Regions from separate parts of the Homo sapiens genome. Here all the other regions are linked to region 1. The links are chromatin contacts, found by Hi-C or POLR2A ChIA-PET in ENCODE. All regions are on one chromosome and are shown on one strand. The core of a region is the stretch at or near the end of the contact, and the rest is flanking DNA. Distances in the headings are between cores, read along the strand shown. Region 1 holds the start of LIPN (lipase family member N). Region 2 holds the start of LIPK (lipase family member K). Region 3 has its middle 9.7 kb from the start of LIPM.

What was found. Hi-C counts contacts between places; a loop is a spot of excess contacts on that map. ChIA-PET counts read pairs that join two places held with the same protein, here RNA polymerase II (POLR2A). Pooled maps may share reads with other maps.
Region 2: a map with no recorded cell type shows a loop between it and region 1 (2.7-fold over the local background). The contact joins the promoter of LIPK here to the promoter of LIPN in region 1. A Hi-C loop is called at or near these places in 3 of 168 maps with a recorded cell type or tissue (Calu3, IMR-90 and endothelial cell of umbilical vein), 1 of 37 single-sample maps with no recorded cell type and 7 of 50 pooled maps. POLR2A ChIA-PET finds 5 or more read pairs at or near these places in 6 of 52 experiments (BJ, Caco-2, PC-9 and 3 more).
Region 3: a map of CD14-positive monocyte shows a loop between it and region 1 (11-fold over the local background). The contact joins the enhancer-like site here to the promoter of LIPN in region 1. A Hi-C loop is called at or near these places in 5 of 168 maps with a recorded cell type or tissue (CD14-positive monocyte, GM12878, HCT116 and 1 more) and 8 of 50 pooled maps. POLR2A ChIA-PET finds 5 or more read pairs at or near these places in 2 of 52 experiments (AG04449 and activated T-cell).

Annotation. Positions count from the first base shown.
Region 1 is chr10:88,757,559-88,762,521 of GRCh38, reverse strand. It overlaps LIPN (lipase family member N), which reads right to left and starts at 2,502. Exons shown (of 10, transcript NM_001102469.2): 1 at 2,416-2,502; 2 at 1,009-1,124; 3 at 217-334. The coding sequence starts at 1,116. RefSeq lists an enhancer at 2,148-3,347.
Region 2 is chr10:88,703,478-88,708,440 of GRCh38, reverse strand. It overlaps LIPK (lipase family member K), which reads right to left and starts at 2,192. Exons shown (of 10, transcript NM_001080518.2): 1 at 2,121-2,192. RefSeq lists an enhancer at 4,763-4,963.
Region 3 is chr10:88,790,574-88,795,536 of GRCh38, reverse strand. No RefSeq gene overlaps it. Among named protein-coding and RNA genes, the nearest start is that of LIPM, 9.7 kb to the left of the region's middle. Within about 2 kb of position 2,621, at least 3 of the 41 ENCODE cell types and tissues checked have a DNase peak (open chromatin) inside an H3K27ac peak, as active enhancers do; they include CD14-positive monocyte, where a contact is called at or near this core.

The DNA.
Region 1 (4,963 bases), core at 1,253-3,752:
TAGCAAGATCAGTCTTGCTGTTTGTATTTTTAGGTTCCTGTCTGTCTTCAGAGAATTATCAGGCAAAGAGTGAGCCTCCCTGATAACTATTTAAAGACTAATCCAATAATTCAAACCAATTTTGATAAACTCTGTTGATGCATATCTAGCATTAAATTCCTCCTGAGAAGCAGGAGGTCAATGCAGTCCCCTTTTCAGGAGAGACATATCTTGTACCTGTGCTCCTAGCATGTGTTCGCCCATAAGGAATTCTGTTGACAAGGAGTATATACCCATCTTCAGTGGTGACTTCATACTCTTCACTGGGGTAGCCATTGTAGATGATGATTTCACTCTGCCCAGTAAAAATACAGTCGTTAGTGGAACTTCTCCAAAGGATATAAAAAGGAATCAAAACAAACCATCTGTTGTGTGCTTATTAGGGTGAATTATCTGAAATTTGTAGCACCAGGTAACTGTAAAATTAATAAATAAAGTCTTAATACAAAATAAGTAGAATTTTAAAAAATATCTACTATTGGCTAATATTTTGGGGGGTTGGGGGAAAATTTAGCATTGACCCATTCTTTCTGACAAAGCTATATTATCAAGTCAATTGTCTTTTGAGACCCCTCTTGCTTTAAAAGTAATAGAACTATAGATCAATAGAAGGCAATCATGTACATCAACAAATAGCTTGATATTCTTAAAACATAAATTCAAAAGAGGAGGTTCTATCTATAGATAGATAGATAGATAGATAAATAGATAGATAGATACATAGATAGATAGATAGATAGATAGATAGATAGATAGATAGATAGCACAATAGCACAATTTGGTTTTCATTACCGGACAGTATTTGTTTTTCAGACAAAGATCTAACTAGCTTGACTCTTGCAGAGGTTAAAAACCATCTACATTTTATCTGTTTTATCAGAGATTTTCTGTTACAACAGGACCTTTCGTAACCTCATACTCCATTAGTCCTGCTTTATTTGATGTTCTTCACAGTTTTCCATGACTTACAGTATTCATCCACACCTCAGGATTCACTTCATTTTCCAAATCAAGGAATCCACCAGCATTTAAAGTTCCACAGATCAAACAAGTTGTTGTTAAAAGCAGCCACATCATAGAAATGCCTGGCATAAAACATTTAATATTCACAGATTAATTTTAACTATCAATGTTGATTAATGAAATAAAATGATTAGTGAAATTATTAATGATTAATGAAAACTTGAATAACACCGAAGGCAGATAATGTATAAAAAGGAATAAATACAGTGAACTAACTTGGAGCACTATTAATCTATTTTTTCATGTAGAAGTTGTCTTGATTATAATCCAGTTCCTAAAATGAAATAAATTTAATCAAGTATGGAGGCATTTTTGGTCTTATTTTAATCAAGGTTGAATTGCTTTAAGTCTTTGTTTGCCTACAATTTGACAAAATATCTAAAGATTCAGAGGACAGGTTTTCATACCATGGCCAAGTAAAAAGTGGAGGTATCCCCTAGTTAAGCCCAGTATCCCACAAAGTAAACAAGAAAAATGGATCAATAAAACTTTAACCAAACACAAAAGCTTATGATTAGTTTCTAGTGATGTGATTATTTCTCACGTGGCACCCAAAGGCAAATTTTGCGTATTTCAATGTGCAGTCTCACTTCCTTGCCATGGTTTAAAAGTATGTCTATTCAAAGGTAGACCAACACTATAACACTAAACAGCGTGCTCATCATATAAGTGCTACAGTCAAATGGTCTAAATTTGAAATCCAGCCTCACCACAGAAGAAGATGTCTAACCTCAGGCAAGTGTTTTAGTAGCTTTGTCTCTTGGTTTCCTTGTTAGTAAAATTAGGACAATAATGTAACCTATCTCATAGGGTTATAGTGAGGATTAAGTCATATATAACATTTAGTGCAGTGTAAGTTCTTAATAAATGCTTTCACTATTTTTCTTATAAAAGTGAGCAAGAGATAAATATTACAGATAATTCACTATAACAAAGTAATATTTAACTTCTAGAAATGCAGAGTTTACTTCTGAAGCTAAATAGCTTTGCATACATTAGCTATCTGGTTGAAGATCATCTTATATCTGCAAATATTATGAAACTTTTCAAATTGTATGAAACTAATAATAAGCTACTGAGTCCCCTTATGGCAGGCATTACTCTAAATAGTTCACGTATGTTATTTAAGCTCTGAAAATCTCCCTAATTTTGGTACTATTATTATCCTCATTTTATCAATTAAAAAAACAAAGGCTTAGAGAGATTTAAGACCTGCTCAAGGTCACAGAGCCAAGAGGTGAGAGATCTAGGATGGACACTCAGGCAGCCTCACTGCAGAGCTCTTGCACCTGACTGCCAGTGCAACTGGCACCTTCCAACCTGCCTCCTGGTTATGATAGATCTTCATCTTACCTAGTTAGATGAGCTTCACCTGCTCACAAGGACTCCTTATTGATGAGGAACTTCTGAACTTTTGCTTTTGACATCAGGCTGAAGAGTAAGAGATGATTACAGTGACAGTTAGAAGCTAGAGAGATGAGAAACAGGAAGCTTGTGAAAAGGAGGAAGCTTTAGACTGAGACACACACCCAAGGCGTGTCCCTGACACACCAAAGGCCATGATGCACTTGCAGGTTGGGAAATAGTGGTCTACATGATGCAAAATAACCAGTTTGACGGAATCCTTCATGTTTCCACTGAGTATCTGTCATTGTTGGGAAGACTTAGCAACATTTTCAAACCAGTGTGTCAAACAGGGAAGTAGAACATACTCAAGATCTTAATGGACAATCAGAGACAATAGTATCTCCCTTCCCCATTTGATCCTTCATGAGGATCAAACGGAGTAACATATATCAAGGAACTAGTGCCAACCATGCAGTGCGTAGGGATGTGCGTGACTGTAACTCATTTGAGAAGATGAGGCAACCCTGACTCCTAAATCCTGAAACCAGAAGGAATTTGGAACTAGCAGTATGGCAGAGGAAACTAATTCACATGCCAAAGGGATTTGGGTTGCTGTCAACTTTGGCACAGTAACCTTTGTTTACACCAGTGGTTAAAGGCAGAAATGGAGGCCAAATAACGACAATTTACCTCTAAGCCCCACATGAGATACCAGATAATGGAGGCACACGTGCCTCAGTTTTCTGCTTCACTTTGTATGCCTGTGGAGCTTAAGCCGTAACTGAATCTCTTTCATCTCCCAGCATGAAGAAGGGTAGGGAAAACTAAGTTGCTACCCAGCATAATATAGAAGTTTCAGTTCTATTAGTTTGGATTTATCCTCAAATCCTTTCAAAAAAAATGATATTTTGTGTTGTCCAAATCCTAAGATCTGTTTTAGTGGAGTGGGAAATTTCATGCCAATTAAACAAATGTGGAGTAAAAGGAAGTGTTCAGCTAGTCAGAACAGGGAAAAGTTATGTACCACTCCTTAATCATTTAGTCTTGATGAAAGACTCAAGCATGTTTTGCCCTGATTGATAGTATGATGGCATAGGTATGTGGATTTTCCTGGAATTTCTCATGGTTTTTAACTTCAAAAACAATCCTTTCTAACAAAACTTTATTGGACTCTTTAGAAAGTTCTAGAAGTGCTATGTTATTATTATTAATATTGATTTGTTGCCTTGACTTAATATGGAAATAGCACAAATATAGTTCAATTTCACAGATCTTTACAGATTGTAGGCTAGCTCAAATCTTAAAAGAGTTTCTACATCATTGACTTATATTCCCTCCTCAACTTCGAGTTATTTGAATAATCTGGACAATTCCTGTAATTCTTTTGTTTGTGCAGAAACAAAGTAATGTCAAAGAAATAAAGCTGAAACTTTCTCACAATGCTCCATCACTCTTCCTATATAAGCTTGCTATTTTAATAAGTATTTAATATATTACTGAGTATTATATATTTTTCTGTATTATATATTGTTCTACAATATTTAATAATATATTCTGTAATATATATTTTCTATATAATAAAAGTATATAGAAAATATATAATGTTACAATATTTCTATTATATATTTCAATACTCATACTGAAATTAATTTAAATGAATACATTAAAACTTGTTCCTTGGCCCTGTGGGATACAAAATGGTAGCCCCTACTCTCTAGAAGCTCAAATTTTTCCTTTTTTTTTTTTTTAATAAAATTAGATGATAGTGGAGCTAGAAAGGGGTAACCTTTCAGAAGGCCTGTGGTATTTTTGAAATCTCAGTCCAAGAATCATATTACGGCCTAAGCTAACTGCTTAATGATGGTTACTCATTCAATTGTGAAGATGGTGGAACACACATGGTTGAACATAGATCCTTGACTTTGGGATCTACCTGTAAAAATGATTATTATTTTTCTTCCAATGTCCTATTCAAAACACATTTCCTATTACAGTGTGGTTATCTTTTTGTTTGTTGGATTGCTTCTTTCTCCTCAAAGGCTGCTTTTTCAAATTTTCTCTTGAAAATAACTCAAAGTTAAAAAGGTTAGGCCATAACCAGCAAAATGGAAACTAGTGAGAATTTTGAAAAATAAATAATTTGAACCTCACACTTTTGAGACAAATTTCACCCTACAGTAAAAAGACTGTGCATGAACAAGAACCTGGATTTTGTCTCTTGCTCACTAGATAATTTATCTAATTTATTTTGCATCCTAAAATTCAAACAGTGCTCAATAGAACCATAAGTGTCCATAAGTCTATATGTGTGTGTGTAAAATTATTAATTAGCACACTTTTGCTTAAGAGAAAATACTTTATATTTTAAAATTTCATCTCTTTACTCAAAGCGAAGTTGGGAATGTTCATAATTACTACAAGAAACAGTGTTGTTTTTGAGATTACATATTAGCGTAGAACATGCTTTCTTTTAGTGTTAGTGAAAATGAATCTCTGTTTCAGTGACATCTATACTACATCCATCTTTAAAAACAATAATGGCTATAATAGAAGA
Region 2 (4,963 bases), core at 943-3,442, 54 kb after region 1:
TAAAACAAATAAACAAAAAAGTATGGTCTTCAAAAGACTAGAAGAATTACTCCAAAATGAAAATGGTTATATTTGGTCACTGGGAATAAACATTTTCTCTCTTCCACTAATTTACTTATTGGTTATATATTTTTCTTGATGAATTTATTAGCTTGAATCATCCTTATAATAATAGCAAAGGTTATGACATTTAGAAATAATTATGTATAAATTTAAACTCAATGACCTGTGAGTAAATGTCCTAGATGTCTTCTTAGGGGCAAAGTTCAGAAGTTTTAGTACTTCCATCTTGTAATAATCATTTCAGCAGTATCGCATAGTTTTTGTTTATTAAAAGATTCTTGGCAGCCATACAAATGACTGGGTTTGCCAGAAGACTGTTGTTTATCAATTAGAATGTTTTTGCATCTGCCACATTTTTCCTTTTTATCTGACATTTTAAATCTAAAAACCCACTGGGTGTTTACAGAGATTTAGGATCTGTCTTGCTCCTACCTCAGCATCCTTCATAAAGCTCTAATACTTTTAACCTCTTACCAAAACAGAGTGACTCACAACTATTAGTGGTCAGGTTAGTCAGAAACTAGATTTAAATTGCTTCCCTGTTTTTCCCCCACCCACAGGGTGAAAGACAATGAATCAGGAAGACTGAGGAGACTATTAACAAGTGAATGAAAGGAAATCTTTACCTAATAGGATATCCAGTCCTAAAAATTGTAGATTTGAGAATTAAACACCTAGCACATTTGAATCAGGAAGAAAGACTAGGCAACTTTGATGGAATTTTCAAATAGGTTAAGAGGCCAGTAGCTCTGTGCTCTAAGCCTAGAGGCAAGCAGAAAAGAACAAGAGTCTTGGGATAAATGGGAAATAAAATGCCAAGGCAGAAAAAAATGAATAACAAACATTTAAAGAGCATTATATTTCACATGTCTTCGATAATATGAAGGACAAAACACTTGTCCTGCCTGGTAAAATAGGGTCTGAAAGATTGTTCCTTCAAATTAAAGGCAAAAATTAAATAAAATAAACCACAAAGGAAGAGCAGTGAAGGAAATAATTTTTCCCTCAATGTCCTTACAAAGTAAGGGAGAGACAGGATAGTCCAGTGAAGGAATATGAAACCAAGTCATTTTAGAGTAAAATGGCACTTTAACTTCATATTGTTATTCCAAAACTCAGTTCCATACTCTCATATTTACAGCCTGAAGTGCTAAGTATGCCAAGGTGCTATATATTTGAGTTGGTTTCTGTTTTCAGACACAAAGAAAGCCTGGTAAAAACTGCTTTCTTATTTCTAGAAAAAGAAAACAAAGGATAACTATTTTGTAAAAACAAACAAAAAATAACAGTTTGGCTTTGACACATAGAATTAAAGAATAATTATTTAATCTCTCTATGTCTAGAGGGAATATTAGTCCATCCAGTTGACTCATCTTCATCTTTCTAGCTTCCAATCAGGTCTGCAATTTAAAGGGTGACAGGAGCATGATACTCTTAAATATCATCTACATTAATGTGAACCACATTTTCACTCCTCTCCCAGTCAAACTATTTATTACAAAGCAGCAGAAAAAGAGAATGGTGTGTCCTCCACAAATGATTGATTTCATAAGCAGTTGTGTCACTCTTGACAGTCACTTTGCTTCATATTCCCCTGCAGATGACCCTGATCATAAAAAAGAATATTCATACTCAAGGCCATTGGAATGAGAACATAAAGGGCTTCCTAAAAAATGGTAAATGGTTTTGAGAACATTATCCAAACATTATTTCCCAAACCCCTAGATGCAAGACTCAAAAGAGAGGTTCATAAAATTATTTATTGCTAGATTTTTCCAAGTGTAGACTTGTGATACCTCCTCTCACTGAGGTTCAAATATAGTGATGTCTGCTTTCTAGATGCTGCAGCTTTCTGAAAGGGAAAACTTGTCATAACATACCTAGAAGACTCTCCATCTGAAGTTGTCACATTATACTCTTGCTGTATCTTGCTTAACCTGATAGAATCAAAATACAATATTCATCATCAACATGTAAAGTTCTGTCCCTCTGAAGGTTTCCTATGTCTCACTAATACACTATGATCCAGGCTCTGCAAATAGATGAAAAGTCATTACCTGATCCAAGTCTTTGGAGGTCTGTCTTCAAGTCCTGGGAGCTTCAGGTGCATTCCAGATCCTTCCAGAGGCAACTGTCAGTGGAACATGCTCTGTTTTAAACAGCTCAAAAGATGGCGCAACTAGAAATTTCTCAACTGGAAGCAGATTAATCATGGTTTCAAATATAACAGATGCTACTAAGGTAAACTTGTTAGGTGAGTTCTTAGCCAGTGATGAAAAAGAATGTGATTGAGACTAAAATTCTCACTCCTGCCAAGCCAATCCTCATGTTCCATGCCTCAAGGGTCAGATGAATTGGAAGATTCTCAGCAGAATCTGAGACTCTCTACTTAGAAAATAATTTCCACCAAGGGTGGATGAAATGACCCCAGTCATACGAGCATCTCTGTAAAATGCCACATCCTCCTGCCTCATCCAGCTGCATCACTTCTAATGCTACCACATTGTCAATTATTGCTTTGGCTTTTCTGAATTTCTTTTACCTTGGTATGTAAATTGGGCATTAGAATTGGTAGGAAATAGTATATCCAATTCTTTCAAGATCTCTAGCTAGCTAAAGGCAAATAAACAAAAACAAAACTGGCTTTTTTTTTCTACTCTCCAACCAATCTCTTTCTTGCCATGTAAGCTGTCTTGTGTCTGCACTCCATGAAAGTTTGAAATCAGATAATCTGGAATTCCAGAACTGCATAGAGCTCTATTTTCAGTAGTGGGCATTTATATTATCGAAAATTACAAGGGTAATTACAAGTCCAGTTTGGGTAAATTAAAACAACCAAATTTCTAAAATGATCTCAAAACTAATATTTTCCATGCTTCAAAGTAATCTGAAGAGGAAGAGTATTCCTGAATTATTTCCTGAATTTTCATCATTGGTTCAGACATGTCTATATACACGCAGAGCATAGGAAAGAATTGCAAACACACTTGTATCAGAACGTGCATTTTAGTCAGGTAGGACTTAGTGGCATGAGGTTAGTTTAAATACCTTCAAGTTTCTTTGGATTGTGTCAGTTACTAATTAGGTTCCATTAGAGTCAGTTTGATTGGAAATTGTAGTTGGAATTGGCTTTGCTTCCATTACTATAATAGTTTCAACCACTTAATTATTTACAGATTTACTTGATTTATGAGAAACGTTTTATATTCTTATATTTTTAATGTATAATTCCACTTAAAATGTAGTACATTCTACTGGCATGCCAATTTGAGTCTCTGAAATAAAACATAGCAACTGGAAAGATAGTTCATGTTTTGGCAATATACAAACTGCTGGAATCTAGTCTATGCTAGCAAATACAAACATTTCTATACTAGAAAACACAGATATTCTTGGGGAAAAAAGAAAAGAAACGATGGAATTTTCAATTATTACATAGTTGATCTTGAACTATTTTGCCAAACATTTTCTGCAATGCATTCCTACCCACAGGAAATCCAAATCATTGTAGTTTGGGGCACTTTTACACTGAATGGGTTATTCATCCATATAAGGACCCTTTACTGCTTTGTTTATTCTTTTATAAATTTTATTTAATTTATTTTGACCTTTGTCCCTGATCCCTACTTTCATTCAATCTCTAGTTTATCCTAAAGAGTGACCATATCACTGTAAAGTATATAGCATATATGAGATTTTCATATATTATTTTATTATAAATCTCATTGTTTCCTACTTTTCTTACTGTACATTATGCCTGTGAACTGGATTGTCTCCATAATTTGTGGGGCCCAGTGCCAAATTTTAAATATGGGACTTCTTATGAATAATAATTTAAAGATGATGACAACAAAGTGTCTAAGTGTGAGGGCCTTCTAACCACACCTTCTAATCCTCTAGAGTTGCATATTTCACACATCTATAAAGCAGGCCTGGCTTGTGAGAATCCAACATGTTGCATTAAGCATATGTTGTTTGTTACTTCTTACTGTAAAACCTCCACCTTTAAACTGTCCTATTCCCCAATGACCGATAATTTCATTCCCTTAAATTCTGCACCATTAAATATGTCAGCATTTATATGCCCCACGATGGAATAGTGTGCATGCCATACATCTAGGAATGAGAATTTTTTGGTCATAGGTCATATGGTTGATCAATTTTACTATATATTTCCGGATTATTCCAGAAATAGGCTATGCACTTCCATCAACAGTGCTGAGTATTCATTTCCCACTCAGTTTGCTAGTCTATTTCTGTCAATCTGTCATTTCTCTTTTCTTTTTCGTTTTTTTTTTTTTTTTTTTTTAACGTAGTTTTGCTCTGTGGCCCAGGCTGGAGTGCAGTGGTGCGATCTCAGCTCACTGCAACCTCTGCCTCCGGGACTCAAGTGACTCTTCTGCCTCAGCCTCCCAAGTAGCTGGGACTACAGGTGTGCACCACCATGCCCGGCTAATTTTTCTGTTTGGTAGAGACAGGGTTTCACTATGTTGGCCAGGCTGGTCTCAAACTCCTAACCTCAAGTGATCCACCTGCCTTGGCCTCCCAAAGTTCTGGGATTACAGGCATGAGCCACCACGCCTAGCCATTTCTCTTTTCATTTATGATTTAATTCATTGAACAGAAATCCATCTCTGTTTACACACATACTTGTATAGTAATATTTATGATTTTAGGGTCTTTAAAAAATTATTTCTCCAATCCCAGGACACAAAATAAAGGGGCTTTCCCTTCTCCTGTCTTGGTAGTGGCTTTAGGGCCCTGCAGAAGGGTAGGGCCCATCTTCTCTTTCACTCCCTCTCCTTGCCTTATCATGCGGAAGTAGGTGTTTTTCCATGAAACACTTCATCTCCTACTTCCATCAAGGCTTCTAACACCCCCAAGGTATGTGGGCGGATCA
Region 3 (4,963 bases), core at 1,372-3,871, 33 kb before region 1:
TAGGAATTGCTTTTTCAAATTGTTAACCTGTTTTCCATTTATTTTTAATTTTTTTAATGATTTGCTTGGGCTTTTTCTTTATTATGAATATTGATCTTCAGTTATAAATGTTACAGATTTTTTTTCTTTTTCCATTTTTTAAAAGTTTACATGTTTTGCCTTTATTTAGTTATTATTTCATCAAAGAGAAGTGGTAAAATGTTATAGAGTTAAGTCTTTTGGGGTTTTCAATTTTAGCTTCCATGTTTTCTCTTTTTCTTAGGCAAGTCTTCTTTACCCTAAGGCTGTAAAATATATTCTTTATATTTTCTCAATATTTTAACTTCTTTCTTCATTTGAAATTCGAGACCATTTGAGATTTATTTTTCTGTATGGGTTGGCATTAAGTCTGAATTATTCTTTTTCTAACCAGTTATTTAATTTTACCTGTATTTGTCTTTTCTGATTCTGCTGCTATGAATGCTGCTTTACTACCTGATCTTACATTATAGAAATCTGAAGCCCCAGAGAGATTATGTGATTTTTCTAGAGGGATGCTTTACAACTGGGGGAAGTCTGCCCTGCCAAGGAATATTTGGCAATGTATGGAGAAATGTCTGGTTGTAATTACTAGGAGAGTGCTGCTGGCATTTAGTGGTAGAAGCCAAGGATGTTGCTAAACATCCTAAAATGCACAAGACAGGCCCCCCACAAGAAATTATCTGTCCTAAAATGTCAATCGTGCTGAGGTTGAGAAATCTTGGAATCATCACAGTATATAAATACTGGTCATAAAAAAATTTACTTAATAAAGGTATTTAAACATGTTTTTAAGGTATTTAAAATTATTAGCCTTTAGTATCTGTTGATAAATCTTCCAAAAGTTGTTTGCATATAAGCTTGCCATTGTGAGTTAGTAGATGTCCATTTTCCAGGTGAGAAAAAGATGTGAGCTTTTCTCATTGTCTCAGGAGCAATGATACTTCATTTCTATGAGATGCTCCCTGTTCTTCATGACACTGAAATTTTTCATTCTCACCAACTCTAGAACAGACATTGAATCCTTTGGATAGCAACGGCATATCATAATTGTGTGTTCTTTTCAAAGCACTGGTTTTAGTCATGCCAAGTGGAAACAAATTTTCAACCATGACTTTACCTTTCATATTAAAAAAAAAAATCAGACACAGAATCATCAGAAACACCAAATTAATGGTAATGATTTCAGGTCCTACTCCAGACCCACGGAAGCAAAGATTCCAGGTTTGGGGCCTAGGACTTTGTATTTTCATGAGGTGAACCAAATGATTCTGAGGGTGAGCTGAGTTTGGGAGCCAGTGCTGTGCCACACTCACAGGCAGGCTACCTGCAGGAAGAGAAGCTCTAATCCCCATGCTACAAATTCTCCCAGCTTGGCTTCTTTCTCCAGAGAGGAATTTGGTCTCAGAAACTGAAAGATTCATGTCTGCAGTAGGATAGTGAAGAAATTAAAAATAAAAATAAGAAAGTGAAAGAAGACTAGTTTTTTTAGGGTTAAAGATTTTCCTATATTCACCACATCAAAAATGTAGTAAAATGGTGACTCATACTAACCATGACCTCTTTGAGGTTTTAAAATGTGTAAGGAGAAACTACAGGGATTGAAGACAAAACCATGCCAGTTACTCGTTTCTGTGACAGCTAATGATAGTTTATGTTGGTTCAGTTTTCTTTGATCTCAAAGTGGATTTAAATATTAATTAAGCATCGTAAAACCAGCTTGCATTTAACAAATATAGCAAAGCCTAGAGAATAGGATCACATGGATTTGGTCTGCAGAATTCCAATTGGAAAATGCTGTGAATCACCTAATGCTGCACATAGATGCATTTTGCTTCACTTTTAATCCCAAAAATTGGATATTATATTATCAAATTGCAAAACATCAGTGGCCACATATTCACTAACTTGCTAGAACTTTCAAGTAAAACTTCCTTTGCTATCTTATACAAGATAATTGAAGTTGTTTAAAATGTTTGTTTAAAAACAACTATGACTTCAACTACTTATCTGTGCAGATTCTATCATATCATATAGCCAAATAAAACAAAGCACTACTGTGTAAGTCTAGGCAGATATAACCAAAGTTCTGTTATTTGTAATACCATTTCTAATTTTGGGGATCACTGAAGTAGTGTCACCCTTATCACTGTACTTCATGATATGTGAAGGTCATAAATTTGAATTGTATATGATAAATATATACTACTGCTACTCATTTACTTTATATGTGTTGAAGCCTCTACAACATTTTTTGTTTGAAAAGATTTGCTTCTAAATATGTCCCTGGATAAGTTGGTTTCTATAATCCTTCTCTCCTCTGACATTATATCTAGATCCTTTTAAAAAATTAGAAAATATCTACTTGTATTTTCAGCCTTTGCGAATTTGAAGTAGGAAGTAGAGAAATGGCTGGGAATTATTTTAGTCCTGGAGCACTTAGAGGGGAGTCAGGCTTGTGCGGCTTCCAAATTTAGGGTTTAGGATCAGCCAGCAAGCAGCACAAAGCACCACAAACCTTTACGGAGGAAGAGGGGAACTATATGATGGGAGAACCACCCAGACACTGAAGTGGCAGGCATTGCGGTTTCCCTGGCTGGTGTGGGGCAGAAGGGCAAGGTTGTGCAACTCTGCTTTTGTCCTGCTCTGATTTTTAAAGTTATTACATCACAGGACTATGTGGTGTTGAGGCTGACAAACCCCTGGCAGATCAGATGAGTAAACTCAGACCAAGAAAAGGGAAACAACTTGCCCAAATGTTTAAGATCAGCTTCAGCATGATGGAGGCTAAGGCAAGCAAGGGGCAGAAGGAAATGAAGAGATGAGAGAGAGCAAGTCGGGTAAGAAGAGGCCCTTTCAAGCACCTCATAGCATTCAGGAGACATCCCAGCCCTTTAAAAGAAGTAAATGGTAAGTGTCTCTGTATTCAGAGATTGCCTCTCCTTAACACATTCTGGCTTTTGGATTGAGGCCTTGGGAGTCTCAGCTCCATTTCCAGAACGTATCAGCATGTTGCCTACCTTTAACTGTCGCTAATGTTGACATATATCATTCCCAAAAGCTTTCCCCCAAAGGTTCCTGACCTAGAGTGTTTATTTGATTGTCTGTGATGTCTGGCATATCTTTCCAACAGAGGAAATAGAGCCTATTCTTAATCACATTAATACATACCAAACAAAATAAATCAAAACGCACAACAAAAAAATCCAGAAACTTTATAGACAATTTAAAAAAACAATGCCCTTAAAGATATAGAAGAAAATTGTTTCCCCCTTTCCCATCCCTTCAAACCTGTAATATACCTAAGGAAAGATGGGACAATCAAGGATCAGAAAAGACTCCAGTTGTCATTGGATTTCTTTAAAACTTTTTTCCCAGGGCCACTAGAGGGCCAGGCACAAAGATGTGCAGACTTGGTTTGGGGCCTGGGAATCCCAGACGAAGCCTTAAAGCCACAGGGTCACCTAGCAGGGAGTCTCACTTACAAGATACAGTAGAGTTCCCCTTCCTGTGTCTGAGTGTTCTCATTGTTCAATTTCCACCTATGAGTGAGAACATGCAGTGTTTGGTTTTTTGTCCTTGCGATAGTTTGCTACCAACATGGCACATGTATACATATGTAACAAACCTGCACGTTGTGCACCTGTACCCTAGAACTTAAAGCATAATTTAAAAAAATCCAATAAACAGTCCTCTGGAAAAAATAAAGTTTCTCATCTACAGAAAAAAAAAATAGAGAAGGGTGGAGTTCAACAGACCTGGGTTCAAATTCCAGCTCTGCCTGTCACCAGCTGTGGGCCCTTGGACACATTTCTGTTTTCAGATTGCTCACTCATAAACGACTAATAACAGCATCTTCCTCACAGCACTGTTGTAAAGCCTAAGTAAAATATAGGTGTGAGTTGCACAGCATGGCACCTGGCGTACAGAAGCTACTTAAGATGTTGTTGCTATTTATTGTTATTATTAGGATGAATATCAGTTTGTAGGCTTGAGATAGAAAAAATTAGAAGTGAAGCTGATTACTTAGAAATCTTCTATCTCATTTTTCAGTTAAAATATTAATATAAAAGAAGGCTGCAACAGGCAATCTCAACAGTAGACCATGCTCTGTAGTAATTACACTTTACTGGGCTGGGTTTAGCTCCAGCTGAACTAGTACTCAGCTACTGTGGATGCCATGGGCTTTGCCACATCAATACTTAGCAAGTGAGTAATTTGGATGTTCTCTATGTAGCAATTTGTGTAGACAGCCAAAGCAGAAATGTACTTTAAGGCTATACAGATTGAATCTCTGTATTGATTAAATCATCAGATCTATTGTTGGTTGGCTATGTACCACGAGAATTTTGAAATAGGCAGGCCTAAAAGACTTTCTACATTTTGCCATAATGAGGTTTGTCCATCCACAAAACCTATCTGACACCCCAAAACACTGATACTACTAGTGTTTTTGTTTTTATTTTACTGTGTTTTTAAATTTGTTTTAGGCAGGGTCTTGCTCTGTTGCACAGGCTGGAGCAGTGGTGTGATCACAGCTCACTACAGCCTCAATCTCTCACATTCATGTGATCCTTCCACTTCAGCCTCCCAAGTATCTAGGACTGCAGGTGCATGAAACCATGCCTGGCTAATTTTTGTGTTTTTTGCAGAGACAGGTTTTGCCATGTTGCTCCTTGAGCCCAGGAGGCTGGCCTCAAACTTCTGGTCTAGAGCGATCTGCCTGCCTTGGCCTTCCACAGTGCTGCGATTACAGGTGTGAGCCACTGTGCCTGGCCCTGACAGTGTTTTCCATCTAACTGTTCTAGGGAAAAAAAAAAAAATCTCACTTATTTTTTCCGCTTTAAGAAGTTACTCCATTTCCATGCATCTCTTTCTTCCCTCTTTCTCCAGTAGATTGTTAGGTCAAGAGGAAGGCAAAAAGGCAAGCAGATTATCTTGCTTA